Linked DNA regions of Homo sapiens: region 2 is linked to region 1. Evidence: chromatin loops called from intact Hi-C (ENCODE). Cell type or tissue: heart left ventricle. All regions are shown on one strand.

Evidence for each region. Hi-C counts contacts between places; a loop is a spot of excess contacts. Peaks named below come from ENCODE experiments on the same cell type or tissue, not always from the same donor. Only the 100,000 strongest peaks of a DNase experiment are listed, where the experiment ranks them.
Region 2: a loop joins it to region 1, with 4 times the contacts of the local background. A loop is called at or near these places in 14 of 110 quality-filtered maps.

Annotation. Positions count from the first base shown.
Region 1 is chr11:1,048,706-1,051,205 of GRCh38, forward strand. It overlaps LOC124902605, which reads left to right and starts at 987. Exons shown (of 4, transcript XM_047427955.1): 1 at 987-1,069; 2 at 1,174-1,257. LINC02688 (long intergenic non-protein coding RNA 2688) reads left to right here and starts at 1,175. Exons shown (of 4, transcript NR_160890.1): 1 at 1,175-1,257. In heart left ventricle, no CTCF peak of the experiment used is centred here; DNase peaks (open chromatin) are centred at 1,506 and 1,956; H3K27me3 peaks cover 2,301 bases.
Region 2 is chr11:901,325-903,824 of GRCh38, forward strand. CHID1 (chitinase domain containing 1) reads right to left here. Exons shown (of 13, transcript NM_023947.4): 3 at 1,638-1,787; 4 at 874-1,006. Among named protein-coding and RNA genes, the nearest start is that of CHID1, 8.2 kb to the right of the region's middle. RefSeq lists a silencer at 2,096-2,266. In heart left ventricle, no CTCF peak of the experiment used is centred here; no DNase peak of the experiment used is centred here.

The DNA.
Region 1 (2,500 bases):
TCTTGACAGATGTTGTTTCCCATATTTCCTGGAGTTTTTTAGTTGCTAAATCCTGGCCTCTGCTACTCTCTTTGCTAAAAATGCTAGTCCTTGATGAAATGGAATCTTGATACTTTAATACAGAGTGGAACATAGTCACTAAATAAAACCTGGAAAAATGTAGAAGAGTAGCAGGAAGAGAACACACCCCAGCCCCGCGGTCCACCCACCCGCAGTCCCTATCGCCACCTCCTGGCTCTGGTTTCCCTGCTCGTGGGGCTGGGCAGCATTGCTGCAACTCTTGATTCGCTTTCCTGGGGCCACCATAACCAAGCAGCACAACCCGGGAGATGGCTCAGAGTCTCTCTGCGTCCTGGGAGCCTGAGATCCAGGAGTGGGTGGGTTGGAGAATGGTTCTCCCTGGGTCACTCTGGAGGACCTCTTAAGGTGGACTTCTTAAGGGACCCCCGGCTCCCACCTTGCCAAAGAGCCTCCGAGCCACACCTGCCTCCCGCAGGCCTCCAGTTGGTGCCCACATGCAGCCCCCGCCGTGGGGTCACCCTGGGGTAAGGGTCTCTCCTCCCCTGCTAACCTTCTGCTGGGTCTTGGCATCCCTGGGATGAACCCTCCTGGCCTGGACCTTGCCGGCCCACATCAACCCCCAGCCCTCTGCTCCTTGGCCTCACCCACAGCCTGCAGAATGTAGGTGAGTTTCCTGATGATAATATAATAATAGCAATGATGATGATGATGATGATGATGGCAATAACAATGATGACAGTCAACACTGCCGCGTGCCGGGCTCTGGCCCTTTGCATGTCTGGGCCGGCTGTACAAGGCACTGCTGGGGCTCCCGGGCTGGGAGCCAGGGACAGGCACCGTCACAGCAGCCAAGGGGCCCCCCTACCACCCCAGCACCTGCTGGCCCTGAACCAGCTGCTCCTTGAGAGCTTTGACAGACTCTTCCGCTTGGCAGCATTTTAATCTGCTGGTGCAAGAGCCTTGTCGCTTCCTCAAAGCCTGTGCCCATGGCCGTGGGCAGCTGCCTGTCCCTGTATAGGCAGAGCTGCGTCATGCCCTGTGGCCCCAGGTCTGGCTCTGGGGTTCTGGCTGGGCGGGGCCTGGAACCTTCTGGGAGTCACCATTGACTGGCTGCAGCCACCGGCTTCCCAGCAAGGATGTCCTCTTCTGTAGGAAAATGGGGACGTCGGGAGCATTCTCTGGACAGCAGGAGATGCATGTCGACAGGCTGGCCCTGCCTCTTCCCACCCCAGAGTGGTGAGTGGGGATTCTGGGGACTTCCCTGGCCCCCATGGGCCTCGCGTGTCCTGGTGCCCATGTGTCTCCAGTCCCAGGGTCGGCCACGGTGTGGACCCCTCCACTTTCCTCCAGGCCTGAGGTGGGGCCCGGGCGGCCTGTCAAAGAAGAGCCCAGCCCAGACCCTCCCCAGATCCCTGGGGGAAGGAGGCCACCAGGCACCCTGCCTTCCTGCTGCCTGTCAGGGTGAATCTCAGGGGACCCTGGTGCAGGAGGGGCTGGCTCTGAGCTGGACAGGCCTCTGGGGTTGCCCTGGTGGCCTTCCCTCTCTCTGGGTCAGACGTGCCCAGGCAGGGAGGGTCCAGGCCATGACAGAGCCGGGCCAGCTGGGGACAGGGCATCCCCCAGTGCAATCCTTGTAGCGAACGGGTCCTAGAGTGCAGCTGGCGGGACACTCCCGCCATCACTGGATTTACTGCAGGTGGAGACGGGTTCTGTACCCACGTAGATGAGGAAACAGGCACAGAGAGGGGGCAGCCTGCCCAAGGTCACCGGGGAGGGAGTGGAGAGGCTGGATGCCCTTGGGCCCAGACTGCAGCCTCCCCTCCCCGATGTGCTGCGGCCCCAGTGTCCTGGGCCCCATGTGGCGCCTGAGCCCACAGGTGTCACCAAAGGTCTGAGTTGCGGGGACAAAGGCGGGGACAGGCCCGAGGTGCGGGGACAAGGGCGGGGATGGGCCTGAGGTGCAGGGACAGAGGCGGGGACAGGCAACCCCTGCGGTTCGAGGGGTAGGTGGCCACACGTCAGTCCCTGGGAGGGCCAGGCAGGAGGTGGGCCCAGCGGGGCTGGGAAATGAGGGGCCAGTGCCCCCACGCTCACTGCAGGGGATGTGAGAGGGCGAGTGGTCGCTCAGCCACACCCACACCCGTGTGTACAGGACCCACGCCCGCCCGCCTTGCTGTCCCGCCCGTGCACGGCTCACACAGCTTCTCCCATTATTCAGGCGCTGCCGGGCCCTGCAGGACTCAGATCGTCCCTGTGCCACTTGGCAGGGTCACCCTCACGCCTGCCCGGTGGCCCCACCTGCCCCACCTGCCCAGCTTCTCTCCCTTCTCAGTGCTGTCTGTCCCAGAGCCTCCCATCAATGGGGCCAGAGGGCTCTGGCCCGGCTGTGGGCTGACTGTTCTCCCCAAGATGCCTGAGAGCCACCCGGGCACCGGACTTGCCAACATGCAGGCACACGCAGGCACACACCTGGGCCACA
Region 2 (2,500 bases), 150 kb before region 1:
GGATGGCCAGACCCGCCAGGCCCTGACACTGGCTGACATTCCATCACCTCCCCACGGTTCTCTCAGTGTCAGGGAAAACCACTCCTGCTCTCTGAACTCCAAAACTGCCTAACACTTCCCCTGCCATTTCTCTCTGTCCGAGCCCAAACGCAAGGCGCAGCCACGTAAACTCGGGCAGACGTCATCAGGTCAGGATGTGCCATCAGGAGGCAGCCTCCGCCTGAACCCCACCTTCCTCCCTGGCATTGAATGAAAATCGCTGAGAGAGGGACAGAGGAGGAGAAGCCAATGGCCCGTGCCGTTTGCTGCCCAGAGGCTGCCTGAGTCATTGTAGAGCCTGTCCTGCACACGCCTGTGTGCAGCCCGGAAGTGCAAGGGAAGGCCACCCTCACAGCCACCTGGACCACACGCAGACCTGGGCGGAACACTCTGAGGCACCAACTTGGCCTTGCAGAGGGTCCCACCGTGGCGACCACCTCAGAAACCCCCTCTACCAGGCCTGCCCTGCTCCACACTCACCTTCCCACTTAGCACACCAGCCCACACCATGGGCCTGCTCTGCCGGCTGGGCCCCAAGGGGTGAGGGCGTGGTTCTCACAGTCACCACACTCAACACTCACACCCACTGTCTCACACTTAGACATGTCCACACCGACAGTCACATTCAACACACTCACAATCTCTTCTCTCCCACATCATCAGTCTCACACTTACACACTCACATTCACACTTAAATCACGCAGAGACACACACACACTCCCATACAGAGACACCCACAGAGACATACCTACTCACACACACACACCCCTGCTCTCGCACTCACACTCTTTTCAGCCTGTGGGGCAAGCACAGTCAAGCAGGAAGGATGAGAACCTTGGTCCACGTCGTGGAGGCCCGTGACCTCAAACATCTCACGGCCACGTCTCTTCAGCTGCAGCCAGACGGGTGAGATCTGTGTGAACTTGCTCCCAAAGACCTTGGTGACATCGTAGCCATGGCTGTTCCACTGGCAAAAGATGGAGACATCAGACGGAGGACAGGTGAGTGAGCACCTGTCTCACCATGGTGCTGTCATTCTGGCGCCTCTGGACGTGCCCAGGGCTGGCCAGCGTAGACAGATACCAGCCCGGACTGACATCAGCTCCTGGCCTGGGGTATCCTTCTCCTACTCTGGACTGCCACTCACAGCCTGGGACCCAGGCCACGACATCCCTTTCACCAAAAGTGACTGGTGCTTGTCTTAAGCCCCACCTGGAGCTAGTGCACACCACTGCTGCAGGCTGGCAGCTGGGAACAGCAAGAGAAGAGGAGGCTGGGTGTGAGAACCCACCCCTCCCTGGCCCAGGGTTGGCTCTGCACATCCACTTCCTGACCCCAGACGACCTGCGAGCCCACCTCTGGATTCAGGGGGAACCCACAGAGATCAGCACAGCAAGCCCCTGGAGAGACCCCCAGGGTCTTACACTCTGACATCTCCAGAATGGCATCTCTCCCACCGTAGCCTCACAGCAGCAGCAGCTCCGGGAGATCAGAACATAGACCCCCATCACTGACTGGCCAGAAGAGGCCATCACGGGGCCAGGGCAGCCCACCTGAGCCTCAGGACCTCCCTCTGCACTGTGAGGGCCCCAACTTACTGGAGTGACATAGCCCAGTACATCCCCAGCAAAGTGTCTGTCCCGGGCCTTTGCCGAGCAGTAGCTGCGATGCTCAAGAACCACACTCTCAGCTTTGAGGTCCGTCACCACCAAACCCCGGTCTTGCACCGGCTTATCTGAAAACTGACTCTGAAATAAAAGGAGTGAGAGAAAAGCCTCAGTCATCTGTCCACAGTGTAGAGCACAGAGCCCCACCCAGCAAGTCCCTTCCATTCAGCCAGCAGCCGAGTCTCTGGATCCACACAGTGCTGCTGACCCGGAGACCCTGTATGTTGAGGATCGAGGCCACAGCAGGCAATTCAATTCAGAAGCACTCTGGCCGTCAACAGACACTGGCCGACGGTACAGGGCCTTTCCCACCCTTGCTCCGGGCTGGAAGGCAGGCAGGCAGACAGACAGTTATGGTGGCTCCCTCCTTGCATGTGAGGGTGGACGGTCTGCACCAGCTCTGGCCACTCGATACCCATCCGGGCACTCCAGGGCCATACGCTTTGCTGGACAAGAACATGCCAGGTGCGCTGGGTGCATTGGCTCACGCCTGTAATCCCAGAACTTTGGGAGGCCGAGGCAGGTGGATCACCTGAGATCAGGAGTTGGAGACCAGCCTGGTCAACATGGTGAAACCCCATCTCTACTAAATATGCAAAAATTAGCCAGGCATGGTGGCGGGCACCTGTAGTCCCAGCTACTCGGGAGGCTGAAGCAGGAGAATCGCTTGAACCTGGGTGGCAGAGGTTGCGGTGAGCCAAGATCGCGCCATTGCGCTCCAGCCTGGGCAACAAGAGCAAAACTTCACCTCAAAAAAAAAAAGAAAAGAACATGCCAGGCACACGCCACCATGC